2 separate regions of the Homo sapiens genome follow, and region 1 is linked to region 2. Evidence: read pairs that join two places in POLR2A ChIA-PET (ENCODE). Cell type or tissue: GM12878. All regions are shown on one strand. Links, peaks and the distances in the headings refer to the core of each region. The heading gives the core; the rest is flanking DNA. Region 1 overlaps PICALM (phosphatidylinositol binding clathrin assembly protein). Region 2 overlaps EED (embryonic ectoderm development).

The links. ChIA-PET counts read pairs that join two places held together with the same protein. Peaks named below come from ENCODE experiments on the same cell type or tissue, not always from the same donor. Only the 100,000 strongest peaks of a DNase experiment are listed, where the experiment ranks them.
Region 1: POLR2A ChIA-PET joins it to region 2 with 10 read pairs; 11 of 35 experiments call an interaction of 5 or more read pairs at or near these places.

Annotation. Positions count from the first base shown.
Region 1 is chr11:86,009,559-86,019,163 of GRCh38, reverse strand. PICALM (phosphatidylinositol binding clathrin assembly protein) reads left to right here. Exons shown (of 20, transcript NM_007166.4): 5 at 4,201-4,294; 6 at 6,772-6,883; 7 at 8,028-8,134. Among named protein-coding and RNA genes, the nearest start is that of PICALM, 55 kb to the left of the region's middle. In GM12878, for the core only: no CTCF peak of the experiment used is centred there; no DNase peak of the experiment used is centred there; H3K27ac peaks cover 280 bases.
Region 2 is chr11:86,251,107-86,260,711 of GRCh38, reverse strand. It overlaps EED (embryonic ectoderm development), which reads right to left. Exons shown (of 12, transcript NM_003797.5): 3 at 8,472-8,564; 4 at 5,425-5,490; 5 at 4,200-4,325; 6 at 3,116-3,197. Among named protein-coding and RNA genes, the nearest start is that of EED, 11 kb to the right of the region's middle. RefSeq lists an enhancer at 4,497-4,546. In GM12878, for the core only: no CTCF peak of the experiment used is centred there; a DNase peak (open chromatin) is centred at 4,625; H3K4me3 peaks cover 2,077 bases; H3K27ac peaks cover 2,300 bases.

The DNA of each region.
Region 1 (9,605 bases), core at 481-8,480, 240 kb after region 2:
AGTAAAGTTTGATTTATTAAGATTTTTTTTTATGTTTACAAAAGTAATAAAATTTAAGAAAAATACCATCCTAATTCATAGAAAATGTTAACATTTTAGTGTGTCTAACCTTTTCTGTGCGAGTAAATAGAAATATGTATATAAAGGCACATAGAAAATTACATAAAAATTGGATCAGATTCTTTGAAGGCTGCTTTTCTTCCCCTCCTGTGTATTTTGGACATTTTCAATGTCTGTACACATAGATCCATCTCATTTTTTTCTTTTTTTTTTTTAAGTCAGAGTCTGGCTCTATCACCCAGGCTGGGGTGCAGTGGCGTGCTCTTGGCTCACTGCAACCTCCACCTCCCGGGTTCAAGCGATTCTTCTGTCTCAGCCTCCCAAGTAGTTGGGACTACAGGTGCCCGCCACAATGCCCAGCTAATTTTTGTATTTTTAGTAGAGATGGGGTTTTGCCATGTTGGCCAGGCTGATCTTGAGCTCCTGACCTCAAGTGAGCTACCTGTCTCGGCCTCCCAAAGTGCTGAGATTACAGGCATGAGCCACCTCATCTGGCCTCAATCCATCTCATTCTTATGAATGGCTGTAGAATTATGTTGCAGGTGTACATCTGATTTATTCCCTTTTTTTAATCTTATAAAAGCAGTGGATTGACCATCCTTTTATGTATGGTTGCATTGAGTTTTTCTATAGAATAAATTATTAAAATTGATGAGTCATTGAGATATATATACATTTAACATTTTAATACAAAACACCAAATTATCCTTTATAAAAGTTATACTAAATTATTGGCTTAAATAGTTATTTGTATTCTTCCATCATCATGAAAAATGCGTTCATATGTGTTCATTTTATATTAGTTGATTGAATAAATGGTGATATTGAGCACACTCCCCCTTCCTTTTGAATGCCATACTTGTTTTATTAATTGTCTTTTGATGTCCATTGACAGCTTCTCTATTGGGTTTTTCACTCTTTTCCATTGTGTTTAATAGTGGTAAGAACTCACAAGCTTTTTTAGTCAGATGAATCTAGGTTTGAATTCTAGCTTCACACCAATTAGATGAGAGACTTCAGTGAGATACTTTAGCTGGTTTACTGACTTTTAAAAAATAATATTACTTTAAAATAATTTCACTTCCAGAAATGTAGCAAGAATATTAGAGAACTTCTGTATACTTTACTCAGAACCACCAGTTTTTAGCATTTTGCCACATCTGCATTTCTCTTTCTGTGTATATTCACACAGGCGCACACACACATTTTTTTCTGAACCATTTGAGAGTGGGTTACATACCTGATGCCTTTTATAGTTTATATCTTTTAATACTTTGGTGAATATTTTCTAAAAACAAGGATATTTTATTACGTATCTATCAGCTTGCTAAACTTCTTTCACATGGTGGCACACAAACTGTTAACTATTTATACAAGAGACTACTTGAGGCTAAAGGGTTAAAAAGGATCAACATCTTGGCACACTTATAACCCTTTCTACCATACTAGTATGCTGTGGCAAAACTGGGAAGGCCTTACTTAAGCTCTGAGTTATTTCATCTGTAAAATTACGATGTTAATTAGTACTTTCCTGTCAGGATTGTTGTGAGAATTAAATGGGATATTGTATGTAGTGCTTAACACATAACAAACACTCAACAAATGAACTTTTTGTATATTAGGAAAATAAATTGTTATAGGTTATGAGTATTTTTCCTTGTTTTTTAACATTGTTAAAAGCTTTACAATCTTAGGTGATCAAAATCATTATCTTCATTTTTATGTTTTTTATCTTTCAAGCAAGCTCAGTGAGCTAAAATGATTATGTTTTCATCAGTTATATTTATGGATTAGGTGTTTTATATTTTAATCTTGGATTCATTTGGAATCTACCATGGTAGGAAAAACATGAGGTAGAAGCTAACTTTTTTTTTTTTTTTTGAGACAGAGTCTCACTCTGTCACCCAGGCTGGAGTGCAGTGGCGTGATCTCTGCTCCCTGCAACCTCCGCCTTCCAGATTCAAGCGATTCTCCCACCTCAGCCTCCCGAGTATCTGGGACTATAGGCGCATGCCACTGTGCCCGGCTACTTTTTGTATTTTTTAGTAGAGATGGGGTTTCACCATATTGGCCAGGCTGGTCTCGAAATCCTGACCTCGTGATCCACTCGCCCCTCAGCCTCCCAAAGTGCTGGGATTACAAGCGTGAGCCAACGCGCCCAGCCTTAGCCAACACTTTTTAAATAGAAATATAGTTTGGGTGGCAAGAAGACCAGACAATTGCTTTTTGTTATTTTCTGTTCCAGAATGAAATATTTTGGGAGTTAAGAGCTGAGAGCTTATGTGTTTCATGTAAGGAGACAAGGAAAGAGAAGAGGATTCGAAGATACTTAGGAGAGGATTTTATTAGAGACGGCTAAGAGGATTGCTGGCAATGTTGAGTATTCATTTGAGGTTGATGATCATGAGTTTATAGTTTTGCCAGTTTGCCCAGTTGTGCTGTTTTCTTTACCAGCACTCAGCTATGTGTGTACAGGCATGGATTAGTTAGGTGTTTGCTCAGCCAGGATAGTGAATTTGCCAGATGACTGAAATGCAGGGAAGAAAAGAGGTGCAAGAAAGTTAAAGGTATTTGTAAAGGAGTGATTATATTAATGATCTGTGGAATTCTAAGCTAGATGAAGAAAGTAAAAATGAGAAAGGATCAATGTGGGTAGTGGTGGAGTTGAAACATTGAAGTTTCTGATGAGGTCAAATAGTTTTTACCACAGGGATATGTGACCAAAGCAGCTGAAAGGTTAAAAGGTAATTGTCACAGAATAAGGTGTCTGAATTTTACCTTTTTTTGTTGTTGTTCTTCAGGGGTGGGGCTAGGATGATGTGGTTTCTGGGGGCAGTAAGGTTAGAATCAGGGATTTTGACATCAAGGTGTTGGATTGGTTGTCCATGTAGATGTTGAAGCTAATGACAAGAAAGACTGAGCCAATGTTCAAATCTTCTGTGATGGAGAAGTAACCAGAGGTAAAAAAATGACATCAGTAAGAAGAGTTGCAAAAGAAGGAATGGTGTCCTCAGCCCAAGCTCCAGCAGCTGCTTCCAGCCAATGCTGTTTAGCACTTGAGCGGAAACAGGCATCCATAAGTTAACACATTAGGGAGAATTAGGCCGAAGCTGATCAATAGGTGACTACTTAAGGCAGTCTAGTATTTGGTTATTAAACTTTGTTGTGTCCTACAAAGCACAGTTGTTGCTTTTTATAGCTTAATTGTTTTTTGGCGTCTGAGGTCATAGTTCATGGTTTATCGTAGGGTAGAACAGCCATTTATAAGTATAGGTCATTTGTAAATTAGGGGAACCTGACATATTTTTTGGAAATGCCTTGTTACTCAACCAAACAGTAAATCAGTAGAATGAGGATTTGAAAATGATAGGGCAATCTCTGAATAATACTTAGTGTGATATATAATAAGCTCTTAATATTAGTTGTGTACGTTAGCCCCAGTACCTTTCATGTACTGGTTTTTAAATCTGTTTTGGTGCTGCCAATAATTTCTCTATCTTTAGAAATATCTGTTTGGAAATATTTAACAGACTATTTTATTAAAGGCTGTCCATTGAAAGTATCTCTTGTGTAATAGCCAGATTAGAATGATTTGGTAAAATTGTTCTTTATTTTGTAATAAAGTAGTTTTAGTTATAATTTCTGAATTAAAAGCCATTGCTGTTGGGTCATGAATAAAATACTTTAAATAAAACAGAGCTCTAAGACTTTGTTAACTCTTGGCCTACAGAGTGTTTAACTGTTTTTTGACTTGAGGCAAATGATTATTTTATTTGTAATTTTAAAAAATGGTAAAACTGCTCTTTACACACCAATGATTGTGAGGATCAGATCATTTCATCTTGTGAAAATACAAGCTATAGACCTTGCTGTATAATGTATACTTTTGCTTTTATGGCTCATGCTTTATGTTCTTTTTTAGTTCTAAATGAGTACCTTGATATTTGACATATTGTGTTGCCTGTTTTTGTTTTTTCTGTATGATCTCTGCTTCAGTTTTCATGTTCCATAATGACTTAAAAATATGTGACATTTCATAGCAACTTGGTTCTCTGTTTTAGTAGAAAACCAGGGGGGGAGTTTGAAATGTAGATTTAATTGCAGATTCATTTGTTTATTTCTCTGGTTTTTTCATAACAGGGCTGATGGAGTTATGAGAACAATGAACACAGAAAAACTCCTAAAAACTGTACCAATTATTCAGAATCAGATGGATGCACTTCTTGATTTTAATGTGAGTTATGCTTTTGTAATTTAAGATTTTAAAAAATTAGGTCATTATAATTCATGAGAATTTTTAACCTCAAGTTTTCACAGACTCTAGTTTTTCACATCCTGATATCCTATATGGCTAAGGATTTTTTATAAAATAGTCTCAAGTCAAATTACTTTCTGATTTTTATGACTGTTTTGGATTTATTTCTTTAGTGCTTCTCTAGCTCTAGAATTTTAAGATATACAAGCTAAAGTGGTGAAAGGATTGATCTGAAAATATATTTTCTTTTGATAATGGCTTTTAGATCTTGAAAATGTACAGGGATATTTTTTAAATAAATAGCCAACTTAATATTTTACTTTTGTCTATTTAATGGGACTCAAAGCATGGCAATTATTCAGAAGAAGAAGTTTAAATAGCAGTTATAATAGCTTATTATGTAGCTATTGCCCAAGGGCATTGTGTTCGCTGGAATTTTTGTTTTAATGACCATGACTTGAACCAAGCTGCCAGCTTTGTCATTCATTTATAATGTGTTAGAAGTTAACGTTTTCAACTCTGTTCTGTTTTTTTGTCATCTATCTTAACAATGTTTTGTTTATTATTTATTTGTCATTTTGTTTTAGAGATTGTGAGTGCAAGTTAGTGAATGGAACTGTGACAGTTTCATGCTGAAATAGATTTTTCCTTTAAATTGTTTAATTGCTAGTTTTTAAGCTTCTTCAGGGCAGGAACTAGGTCACTTTTGTTCTCTGTTGTACCCCCATTGCCTATTAATGTGGCACATAGTAAGTGTTCAGTAAACATTCAATAAATCTTACAGGTATTTCATAGACTAAAACAGAGATTATCCAACTACAGCTTACTGCCTGTTTTTGTATGTTTTTTAAGTGGTTGAAAATAATTAAATGGTATTTTGTAACAGGTGGAAGTTACATGAAATTCCAACTTCAGTGTCCTCAATAGTATTATTGGAACACAGCCAAGCTCACTGATACATATTATCTATGGCTGTTTTATGTTACAACAGCAGAGTTCAAAAGTTATGACAGAGACTGTGTGGCCCACAGTCTAAAATATTTACCATCTGACCCTTTACAAAAAAAAGTTTGCTGACCCCTGCTCTAGAAGGCATGGGGTACTGATGCAGTTATTCAACATTATTTTGGTTTGTATAGAATCTCAGGGTCCAACCATGCATATTTTTCTTAATATATTGTATTTGTTTAAAATTTCTTATTCTTTTCAATGTCTGTATTGTACTTTGTTATATAATAACAATTTATCTAATCCTCCTGTTGATAGATGTTTATTCTGTTTTTTTATCCTAAACAGTGCTACACTCAATTCTCTCTCCTCTCTCTGTCTCTTGTCTGTCTCTCCCTCTGTGTGTGTGTGTGTTTCTATTTGTAAACCTATTTCAATAGGTTTAACACCCAGAAAAAGAATGTGGTGGTTCAAATAATATAAACATTTAAATTTTTAATAAATATTGCTTATATTCCAAAAGGGTGAGCCACTAACTTCTCAACAGGTGTCTGTTTTTGCTTTTTCATCTTTTTTTTGTTTTTTTGAGACAGCATTTTTCTCTGTCACCCTGGCTGGAGTTCTGTGGCATGATCATAGCTCATTGCAGCCTCCAACTCCTGGGCTCAAGCAATCCTCCCACCTCAGCCTCCTGAGTAGCTGGGACTACAGGGGTACACCACCATGCTCAGCTGCCTTTTCTTGGTTTTAGTTTTTTGTAGAGACAAGGTCTTGCTGTGTTGCCCAGGCTGGTCTCATTTGAAACTGCCAGGCTCAAGCAATCCTCCTGCCTCGGCCTCACAAAGTGCTGGGACCACAGGCATGAGCTACCGTGTTCTTTTCTTTTTTCATTCTTATGGGCACTGAGTAATATAGTCTGATGTTCAGGAAAGGATATTTTAGTAATTTGATTTGATTATTGTATTTTAATTTACCTGATAAGTGAAGTTGTATTTCTTTTCACGTTATTATCCATATGTATTTTTTATTTTGTAAATTGTTTTCATTTACTTTATTTATTATTAGGATTCTCCCTATATAATGGACATCAGCTCTACTAGATAGTCTGCAAATAACTTTTTTACCAGTTTTTTGTTTGCCATTCAATTTTGTGCTTAGTTTTTCTATATATAACGAGTTAATTTTCATGTGCTAAAAAAGAACTTAGAATTAATTTGGTTTATCTTTTTGATTTATTCCTTGAGATAAAACTAAAAATATTTCCAGTATTCTTTTAGTCAAATAAATACAATTATCTGGTTACAGCAAATTTAATAATAATAAATAATGTTCATTTATATGGTAGCTACTGCACCGTGATCTTTATGTATGTATTAGAGAAAATAAATGTATTTTTCACTAACATGCCTAATGCATGAATTTACTGTATCTTAATTTGAAGGAAATCTTTTTGTCAATGTCATTTAAAACCTAAGATTAGCTAATTTTATTTTCCAATTTTTCCCTAGGTTAATAGCAATGAACTTACAAATGGGGTAATAAATGCTGCCTTCATGCTCCTGTTCAAAGATGCCATTAGACTGTTTGCAGCATACAATGAAGGAATTATTAATTTGTTGGGTAAATACTGCTGTAGCCTAATAACATTTCTTATCTTGTGTCATATGGATAAACAATATTGACTGAGTTGTTACTTAAAGCTGGCTAAAAATTTATTATGATATATTCATTCATTGTAACAGTTAATTTGGAGAAAAGAGTTTTATACCTAATTACTTCTGCAAGTGATTACATATTTTTATACCCAGGATGTTCAGCAAGATGAACTTTATTTTTTAGATGTATCTATGTTTTTTCCACCCATTTTATTAATTTTTAGAAATATAAAAGTGCCTTTAAAATTTAGCTGGGTTAAGATAGTAAGTTTTAGGCTGAGGCAGGAGAATTGCTTGAACCCAGGAGGCGGAGGTTGCAGTGAGCCTAGATCGTGCCATTGTACTCCAGCCTGGGCAACAAGAGCGAAACTCAGTTTCAAAAAAAAAAAAAAAACAAAAAGGATAGTAAGTTTTATGTTACAGGTATTTTACCACAATAAAAAAAGATGGGAAAAAAACAAATATTTTGTCCCAGAAGAATATTGTTTTCTCATAATCAACTCCATAATGAACTTTTAAAAAATTTAAATCTGTTTTTTATAGTCTGAAGTAACGTGGACTTACTCAGGGATGCTTTAATCTATAGGGATAGGGAAATTTGGCTTATTTTTTCACAAGTGAAAAATAAAGGTTTTTCTATAAAGCTTTGGAAGGCATAGTCTTCAATACTATAATTAGTATAAATTAACCTTTTCTATGTATACATTAAACTTAAATGAACTTTCTGAGTGACATTTGGGCATGGTAAAGTTGTTATCTTAGATAATATACTATTAGTAAGATTGGAAATAGATGTTAGTGCTGTTTTAAATGGGGTCAAGTGTGGTACGTGTTTACACACAAATATGTACTTAGGTAATTGTGAGGAAAAGTACTATGGCACAAACTAGGAATATGAGTAGGGTCAAGTAATGTTTCTTTTTTTAGTATAATAGCACCTCTATTCTAATTTGCTTTAAATACCTAAGCTAACTTAACACTGATATTTTTCTAGTAGGGTATGTATGCTCCTTTAGAGACCTATTTGGAGCTATTACCTACTTTTTTTTTCCTTTTTTGGGTGTTATATTTTGATGTGAACAAAAGAATTTTTACATTTATTTTGTCAGAAAAATATTTTGATATGAAAAAGAACCAATGCAAAGAAGGTCTTGACATCTATAAGAAGTTCCTAACTAGGATGACAAGAATCTCAGAGTTCCTCAAAGTTGCAGAGGTAAACTGTCTTTAAGTGACTGTCTCCTAACTTGCCTTTTTGTCTGTAAGTATGGATTTTGAAGTCATCACTCACTATCCAAATAAAATAAATGTCTTCAATTTAGTATTCAATCATTATTATGCTGTATTGAATTCTGTGGCAAGATATGAATATGATAAAGTAGTGAATAAAATACATGCTGTAAATTTAATTCAATAGCGAGTATTGAAAAGTTACCTGTTTTTACATTGTTTACTTCTCTATAAAATTAAGTAGGTGACATACAGTAGTGCCAGAGATTTTTATGGTTGGAATGAACCATATATTTGAGAATGTTTATTGTTAAATGTGGTAGAGAATATCCAGTATCAGTGCAGGTTTCTTTCCAGTGAGACAGCTGGAGCCATAGTTCAAAATGTTTTCGTTGGCTGGGCACCGTGGCTCAGACCTGTAATCCCAGCATTTTGGGAAGCTGAGGTGGGTGGATCACCTGAGGTCAGGAGTTCAAGACTGGCCAACATGGCAAAATCCCGTCTATACTAAAGATACAAAAATTAGCCAGTCATGGAGGCGGGCACTTGTAATCCCAGCTACTTAGGAGGCTGAGGCAGGAGAATCACTTGAGCCCAGGAGGCGGAGGTTGCAGTGAGCTGAGATCGCACCACTGCACTCCAGGCTGGGCGACAGAGCAAGACTCTATCTCAAAAAAAAAAAAAAAGCTTTTGTTCCCCGACAGAAATGGATTTTGTGTATTTATTATCATTGATTGTGAAAACTATGAATGTAGGTAATAGGATATCTAATTTTGCAGCTCTGCTTAAAAATAATTTTCTGAAATTGTCACGGAAGGCAGGTGTGGTAATACTTGCAGGCATTATCTTGCTACCACAGAGGCGTTCTTAAGGGGTTTTTTTGTTTGTTCTCCCATTCTCCAGCCTCTACCCATCTCCACCAAAGATTTCTTCCTAGGATAATTTGCTCAATTATGTCAAAGCAGTTACTTTGGAATTAGCAACATAGTGATTCTAGGCTTTGTTACTGTGGTGATATATTATTCTATATTAGATGCAATAGGACAGAACAGGATGATCAACAATAGCTTTGTTATTAGTCTGCTGTTTTATGAAGCCTACTGAAATTAATTTTGAATTTAAAAATGTTTCAAGGAGAAAGATCCTTTCCGTTTTTTAAGGGTCAGTCACGTACTAAAACAGAAGAAGGTGGTGTTTATGCTGTGATTCTAGTAAATTCTTCAAGTAAGTTTTAATTTGTTGACCTTCCCTCTTGGCCTTTTATGTTCTTTGCATTTGGTAGTTGTAGTTACAAAGTTAAGTTTTTTTTGTTTGTTTGTTTTTGAGATGAAGTCTTGCTCTTGTCCCCTAGGCTGGAGTGCAATGGCGCAATCTTGGCTCACTGCAACCTCCACCTCCTGGGTTCAAGCGATTCTGCTGTCTCAGCCTCCCGAGTAGCTGGGATTGCAGGTGCCTGC
Region 2 (9,605 bases), core at 663-8,662:
GATACTAGCTTTTCCCTTCACCATACTCACATTAAAAAATTGAAAGGGGACTGAGATTTATGATTTTTACAGTAAGCTGAAAACATAACTACATATATCATGCACAATTTTATAGAATGACAGTCCCTCTTCAAAAATTATGCAGCTATAATTTGAGCAATGTTATATTAAACATTAATAAAGAATGTACAGCAGTAGCTCACACCTGTAATCCCAGCACTTTGGGAGGCCAAGGTGTGAGGATCTTTTGAGGCCAGGAGTTTGAGACCAGGTTGGACAACATAATGAAACCGTATCTCTACAAAAAATTTTTAAAAATTAGCCAGGCATGGTGGTGTGCACATGTAGTCCCAGCTACTCAGAAGGATGAGGTGGGAACATTGCTTGAGGCCAGGAGCTCAAGCTACAGTGAGCTGTGATCACATCACTCTACTATAGCCTGGTTGACAGAGTGAGATCCTGTCTCTAAAACAGTATTTAAAAAAAAGAAAGAATGTAAAGCAAAGACACGTCATGTAAGCTTGAAATATAACAATGTTCATTCTGTCTGTGAATATAAATGCATCACATAAACACCCCAGAGGTAGTAATACATGTGAAAATTAACAGTGCTGTAAAAATGATTCCTTGATTTCAATTTTGTACAAGCTTTTGTATGGACATGTTATTTCTGTTGGGGATACATATGTACACCCCCACCCACACAACCCTAGGATATACATACATATGTAAACATCTAGGATTAGTGACTCTGTAACATTTTGAGGAACTGCCAGATTGTTTTTCAAAGTAGTTACATTTTACATTCCCACCAGCAGTGTCTGAGAGGGCTCTGATTTCTTCTTGTGCCAGTCAATACTTGTTAGTATCTAACGTTTTTATTACAGCCACCCTAAGTAGGTGTGAAGTGGTATTTCATTATGGTTTTGATTTGTATTTCCTTAATGATTAATATGTTAAACATCTTTTCATGTGCTCAGTGGCCATCTGTGTATGCTCTGTGAAGAAATGTCATTCAGAACTTTTGGCCATTTTTAAATTGGGCTGTCTTTTTATTGTTGAGCTATAAAAATTCTTGATACACGTCCCTTATTAGCTGGGAATCATGGCTCATGCCTGTAATCCCAGCAGTTTAGGAGGCCAAGGTAGGAGGACTGCTTGAGGCCAGGAGTTTGAGGACCAGTCTAGGTAACACAGGGAGACCTCATCTCTACAAAAACATTTTTTACAAAATTAGCCAGGTATGGCGGCACGTGCCTGTAGTCCTAACTACTTGGTAGGTTGAGGCTACAGTGAGCCATGATCACACCACTGCACTCAACCTGGGTGACTGGGCAAGACCCTGTCTCCAAAAACAAAAAATAAAAATCAAAGTCCTTTATCAGAATGATTTATAAATATTTTTTCTCCTTTTGAGTAGGCTTTTTTACTTTCTTGATAGTATCACTTGGAGCAAAATTCTTATTCATGCTCAAACTTCTGATTTTTAAAAATGCTCTTACTGACACAATAGAGGAAGACCAGGGTTAAAAGTTGTGATGTTGGGCTGTGCGCAGTGGCTCACGCCTATAATCCCAGCACTTTGGGAGGCCGATGCGGGTGGACCACCTGAGGTCAGGAGTTTGAGACCAGCCTGGCCAACATGGAGAAACCTCATCTCTACTAAAAATAAAAAAAATTAGCCAGGCATGGTGGAGGGCGCCTGTAATCCCAGCTACTCGGGAGGGTCAGGCAGGAGAATCACCTGAACCCAGGAGGCAGAGGTTGCAGTGAGCCGAGATAGAGCCATTGCACTCCAGCCTGGGCGCCAAAGCAAGACTCTGTCTCAAAAATAAATAAATAAATAAATAAATAGAGGCAGGACGCAGTGGCTCACACCTGTAATCTCAGCACTTTAGGAGGCTGAGACAGGCGGATCAACTGAGGTCAGGAGTTCAAGACCAGCCTGACCCATGTGGAGAAACCGTATCTCTACTAAAAATACAAAAATTAGCCGGGCATGGTGGTACATGCCTGTAATCCCAGCTACTCGAGAGGCTGAGGCAGGAGAATCTCTTAAACCCGGGAGGCAGAGGTTGCAGTCAGCCGAGATTGCACCATTGCGCTCCAGCCTCCGCAACAAGAGCGAAACTTTGTCTCAAAAAAAAAAAAAAAAACCAAAAAACAAAGAAAAGAGAAAAAAAAAGTTGTAATATTTAGAACAAGTGAGGCATTACGGTCTATACAGTTGTTCAGAAATATCTGAGCCCCAATTAGTGTTATCAAGAGACAAGAAAAAGTAATCAACTCTTCCTAGAGGTAGTGATTTCCAAAATGCAATGCTTTCCCTTTATGGGAATATTTCAAATAACTTATCCTGAAAAACGTAGCATTTTTAAGAAATTCTATAGGAAATCCTTTATAAAACAAAAGCTTTTTTAAAAAATAAAAAAGCAATATGAATTTTCATATGTAGTATTTATTATTACATGATTGGACAAAATGATTTGGATATGCTAACATAGCCTGGGATTTTCCTACTAAAATGTACTGTTATAACCTTTTTTTTAATTTGGCTTTATTTCCTTAGAACACTATCTGTCCATACACTGGGGCCTACTGGAGGGTAGAGGGTGGGAGGAGTAAGAAGATCAGGAAAAATAACTAACAGATACTAGACTTAAAATAAAACAGGACCTGTCAACCTAAGTAACAGAGAGGCTCTCTAAAATAAAAGATGTTTATATGGAAATAATGCACTGCAATGAGAATGTACATGCCAAAGTAAACTATGTGTGTTCTCCGAGACGTAAAGGAAAGACAGAGGTTTTTAAAGAAAAAAATGAGAAGGATTACATAATTGTTTTGAAATAAGATTGGCCACAAAATCAGTAACAAGGGTGATGCCAGTCTCAGGATGGAGAGGCACTTACTGCCAGTATTTTCTGTGTAAGGCTGTGATGGCCTTTGTGCAAGGTTGTGGTTGTGTTTTTTTGTGAGTTTTTATTATCAGACATACAAGCATGTGGACTCTCTTCTCATGGTTTTTCCTATTTGTCAGGGTTTTCTTGACATTAGTGACTCCATCTTAATTCTGACAAATTGCACAGACTCAAGAAACATTTGCTTCACTTACCTTTACTTACTGACAGGAGAAGATTTGGATCTCTTGGATGGAATTTCAGCTCATTGATAGCATTTCCATGGCCAACATAGTGCTACAATAAATTTAAAACATTTCAAGTTTCCTATCTCAAAATCAGTAAATTTTTTTTCATAAATCTTTAGAGAATGTAAAAATAGTTTCACTTAAAGTAGTGGTTCTCAACCTTGGCTGCATACTAAAATCACCCAACAAACTTGAGGTGAAAAGGAAAAAAAAAAAAAAAAAAGACCCCAGGCACAGTGGGTGGCTCATGTTTTTAATCCAAGCACTTTGGAAAGCTAAGGCAGAATCGCTTGAGGTCAGGAGTTCAAGACCAGTCAGAGCAATGCAGCAAGACCCTATCTTCATACACACACACACACACACACACACACACACACAAATTAAAAATTGGCCCCAGCTACTTGAGAGGCTGAGGCAGGAGGATCGCTTGAGCCCAGGAGACGGGCTGCAGTGAGCTATAATCATGCTACTACATTCCAGCCCGGGCAAAGGAGTCAGAATCTGTCTCAGAACAAAAAAAAAAAAAGATGCTCAAAACTCCACCTGCAGATATTCTGATCGGATTAGCGGAGGCTCCAATATGCGTAGGGTTTTAAGCATCCTCAGGAGAGTGTGATGTAGCCCAACAGTTAAAAACAGGTGATGAAAGTGATTTGAAAAACCCGTCTTCTTATCAACTTCCTAGGCTTCACCTTTATGTTCGTTACAAGGTCCCTTTGATAACACCCCTCCAGTTTAGGTGTCTTGGAAAATGGACTCCCTCTTATTGTTCATTTAGAGCCTCTCAAAGTAAACCATGACAAGGGTGAAAGAGGGAAATGATTTAAAAAGAAAGCACTACAAATATTAACATTTTCCCACTTATTCCTTAATTTACATTACCCAAATGTGACAAACGTCTCAAAAGACTCATCCAAAGAGAGCAGTAAGAAAAGTACAAATCAAATGAGAAATGTTACATTCATACCATTAGTTTTAAATTTAACATTACAAGTTTTTACAGTTGTGGATTCAAAAGAAGCAGATCTACAATTTAACCAGAAAAACCCACCTTTATACACTGCATTGTTATAGGATTTATTATCCTAATTATGCCTCTAGATCCAGCTACAGCCAGCAGAGGATGGCTCGTATTGCTATCATAGGTCCATGCACAAGTGTAAAAGTTTTCATCAGCCTAAGAAATTCCACAGTTAAGAAACATAATGTTTTTGAAAAAGAAACATGTCAATAATTATAATAGAAACTTATAAAGAACTGCTAAAGTTTTTGACACCAAAGTTCTCAATTTTCCTTATACAACCAAATATATACAATGGTGATTTGAGGTCTAAAATCCATAACAAATGATCAAACAAAATTACAGTCTCTCCACTCAATTTTGTTTACTCTTTAGCTGCTTGTACAACTACTCAACTCTGTAGTTGCAGTACCAAAATAACTGCAGAAAATATACAAATGAATGGGCATGGTTGTGTTCAAAACAAAACTTTACAAAAACAGGTGACCAACCTGCACGCTGTAGTTTAACCTCTGCTCTATCCCCATACCTCTATAAATATCTAAAAAAGAACAATTCAGTTTTCCACTTTTTTCTTTGTGAGACAGTCTCAATACAACAACAGGTCACATTTCAATATCTTTTAGAGAAGACTGAATGTCCTTGCCTTGTCTTGTTTGCTAGGTTTTTCAAATGGATCTGGAAGAAATATCTTATTACTTAGCTTTTACCGCTCTAACTCGGGCTTTTCAAATTTTTCTGTTTCTTTATGAACCTGTTTTGCAATTTTTATTTCCTATTTTATTTTATTTTTATATATTTTATTTTTCCTAAACTTTTTTTTTCTTCCTAGGCTTCGTTGATCAAATACTTAGAATGACTACCAGTCACAAGCCAAGTTCATCATTATAACTACAATGAAATGATATATTCTAGGCAAGGTCAAAGAAAAAGGAGGTTTTAATCAGTCTTTGCTAATATTTTCTATTACTAGATTTCTAATGCTCCTATCTCTATAGACATCTGCACCCAACCAGCACATCCATCCCACAATGGATTCTTTTCTTTTTCTTTTTGCCTAGCTGAGTTGACACATACCACAATGGATTTCTAAGGGTCAGGAAAACTAGATACAGGATTCTCTTGGGTGATAGTGAAGAAATCGGTTAAGAAAGAACAATAACTTTAGGGAAATGATTAATTTATAAAAGTTTTGGTGCACTTATTGAAAATAAATTCCTTTGACTAAAGATATTAAAAACCCAGGAAAGGATACATCAGCATCCACGTAAGATTGCAACAACCGGATTTCTCCTTGTGAATGACATTCATACAAGGTAACCTAATGAAAATAAAAATACAGTAAATTTCATCTCAAGTATAGAAAACATACTCTCTCCAACTTTTAAACATATTTTAATCGCAATCCTATCTTAAATATACTACAGAAACTACTGCCTTAAAATACCTCCTGTGAGCTTAAAGAAGCCATTATAAAGCTGAATGTTTTACATAATACACAGAGCATATTAAATATTGCAGTAATAGTCGTTTCGATTTCCAATCTTTTAAACTTATATTTCATCCATTCAATTGCCTAGGCAACATAGCAAAACCCCATCTCTATTAAAAAATAAATATTAGGCCGGGCACGGTGGCTCACGCCTGTAATCCCAGCATTTTGGGAGGCCAAGGCATGCGGATCATGAGGTCAAGAGATCAAGACCATCCTGGCCAATATGGTGAAACCCTGTCTCTACCAAAAATACAAAAATTAGCTGAGCGTGGTGGCACATGCCCGTAATCCCAGCTACTCAGGAGGCTGAGGCTGGTGAATCACTTGAACCCGGGAGGCGGAGGTTGCAGTGAGCCGAGATTGCACCATTGCACTCCAGCCTGGCAACAAAAGCGAAACTCTGTCTCAAAAAAAAATAAAATAAAATAAGTCCGGACACAGTGGCTCATGTCTTTAATCCCAGCACTTTGGGAGGCCGAGGCGGGTGGATCACGAGGTCAGGAGATCAAGACCATCCTGGCTAACACGGTGGAACCCCGTCTCTACTAAAAATACAAAAATTAGGTGGGTGTGGTGGCATGTGCCTGTAGTCCCAGCTACTCAGGAGGCTGAGACAGGAGAATCGCTAGAACCCAGGAGGCAGAAGTTGCAGTGAGCCAAGATTGCACCACTGCACTCCAGCCTGGGCAACAGAGAGAGACTCAGTCTCAAAAAAAAAAAAAAACCATAAAAAATAAAAATTCAAATAAAAATAAGTCTTTGGATAGTTTTGGAGTATTTACATATTAGTTACATATTTAAAAGTCTACAATTTGCTTAATGAATTATTTTCTCATGGGTACAGATAATCAAACATTAACTTTCACATGTATGATAGCCTTTTTCATTTGTTGCATACTCTAAAATTAAAACTATACATACACCATACACAATTTTGTAATACTAAACTTTTATAAATTTCTTTCCATTTTCTTTTTTTTTTTTTTTTTTTTTTTTTTTGAGACAGAGTTTCACTCTTGTCGTCCAGACTGGAGTGCAATGGCATGATCTTGGCTCACTGCAACCTCTGCCTCCCGGATTCCAGTGATCCTCCTGCCTCAGCCTCCCGTGTAGCTGAGATTACAGGCACTCGCTATCATGCCCAGCTAATTTTTGTGTTTTTAGTAGAGACAGGGTTTCACCACGTTGGTCAGGCTGGTCTCGAACTCCTGAGTTCAGGTGATCCACCTGCCTCAGCCTCCCAAAATGCTGGGATTACAGGCGTGAGCCACTGTGCCCGGCCCCATTTTTCTTATAGCTTATAGTCAGTCACATTAGCAAAAACCTATTATTATTTTATAATAGTACTGAAGACCTCTGAAGATCCTGTGTATCATCACAACCTATTAATTCATTATCTCCTCTATGTTAATGTTCAAAAAAAATTCTTTATATGGCTGCTAACTAGGTTATGTCTTATGTGGTAATTGTTTTTGTTTTCTTTCTTCCTTTTAAAGAAATTCTAACAGCAGAACTTTTTATAATTCAATAAACTATATGACACCCCTTTATGTCACTTTAAATAAAAATAGGGATTCTTTTTGTTAGAAAACCTAAAACACTGCAATCAGCACACTGGAGCACAAACTATACCAATTATAATACTATCAAAGCTAAATATTAACTTAGGTTTACAGTGGTGTCTTAAAAGTGGACTCAAATTTAATTAATGCACTACATTCCCAACTAGGAAAAAAATAACCTCAACCTTTTCTTAAAACCGCAAAATTTTTCCTCTGAATTGTTGTTTTCAAAGAATCTAGGAACTAAACAACTATAAGCAGACTACATTATCTTAAAACCTACATTTGACTAAACACCAAAAACAGAAGAAAAAAAGCTATTATTTCATGTTATCAACTTCAGTGGTAACTTAAAAATATTTAGAGTTTCAATGAATTGACCTTGTCAAATAGTAAAAGGCCTAGAGCCTTACATGTCATTATAAAATTTCCTTAAAAGGCTGGACATGGTGGCTCATGACTGCAACCCCAGCTCTTTGGGAGGCCAAGGCAGGTAGATTGCTTGAGCCCAAGAGTTCAAGACCAGCATGGGCAACACGGTGAAAACCTATCCCTACAAAAAAAATTAGCCAGGGATGGTAGTGCATGCCTGTAGCTACTCAGAAGGCTGACATGGGAGGATCACCTGAGCCCCAGAAGTTGAGGCTGCAGTAAGCCTTGATTAACCACTGCACTCCATCCTGGAGGAAGGAGTAAGACTCTCTCTCTCTCAAAAACAAACAACAACAACAACAACAACAATCACCACCAAACACTACCTGTCTCAAAACAAAAAAACCCAGCAAACTCAAATGTTTACTGCAAGTAATTAAAACATCTCAATAACTTATTTAAATCCACTGGATTTATGCTTCATTTATAGAGCCATTCATTACCTTAATTTTAAAAAAATCACAGCCAGTTCTTACGCTATTTGAATGATAAATACCAAAATCACTTTAAAAAGAACGCCAATTAAAAAAAAAAAAAAAGGACGCCAATTCTTTCAACCAAGTATTTATGAAGACAAATACAAGTATAAAACCTGTTTCATAAATAATTAGGGGTAATATATTAAATATAGATGTATTTTCAGCCATGCATACTAGTTTTAATTAATTTCTAGAAACCTTCACTCTTACATGAAAGAATCATATTGCTAAACCAGCTTCACAAAATGCACTTTGAAATTATTCTATTTCAATATTACATTAACACCAGATCTGGAAATCAAGCCAAATACTAAATAGACCCCTTAACACTCACTCTGTTGCTTCCTACAGTTGCAAACACTAATGGATCTCCTTCTTTACTGTGCCAGTTAAACTGAACTCCAAACAATGGTTGGTTATGATCTTCCTATAAAATAATCATGAAATAAGAAAAGATTAATGTATCTTACAAACCAGAAAATGACAGTAAACTAACCTATCCCCTTCTTTTTTCCAAAATGCAATACATTATTTTGTGTATCATACATAAGCTAACTTTTGACACTAAAATTAAAAGATGTCTACTAGTCTAGTTTTCACATTTTAAAATATTGTGTATGATAAAGTTTTATCACAACCAAAGGCTGAAATCACAAGTTAGGTAATAACCGCTTACCTACGAAAACACTTATAATATTTGCCTTTTTCTTAATAAGCCAATCATATTCTGAATCACAATAAACTGGATAATTTTGGTGGATACAAAAGGACACAATTTATTTTTCTGAAACAGGAAATTAACAGATGGCCTTAATAGCTTCTCTGGCATTCACTAAATTTTATAAGGCTAAATTTTTCCCTTGTAAAGTGAAGCATAGCAGACTCCATTCAAATCACTGTTTTCTGTTAGTCAGAATGAGAATATCTGAACACTGGGGACTAGGGGAAGAAATAAACTGTAACTGCACAGTTACCAGGAGGCTATAGGAGATGTACAAAGAACAATTATGCACTTTTGTTCACAAAGTTATTTTTCAGCTTTAGGATTTTACTGGCCAACTTCTGGCATTTAACACTGACTTTCAGATGCAGTTTAAGGCACTGTTTTCACTTTTAAAGTACGTCTTTCGTTTTCTCATCATTTGAAAAGCCACAGCTTTAGGATTTTGAAATACTGCCTTAAGTATAAAAGGCAGCTAAAAACATCTTCCAGGTACAGTACCTAAAAGTAGTACGTTAATGTAAATAAATATGCACATGAAACTATAATTGACTTTTAAAAAATATGCTGAGATTAATTTCTCTCCTTTTACAGGAGCAAAATCTGACACACTGAGCATCGAATTTTTGCTACACAGACAGAAAAATGTCATAGTCATAGCTTCTTATGCTTTCCCAAAACTTTACTTATAAAAAATATATTTGGATATTTAGAAAAGGTTTTAACTTACATATGTATGAGATAATA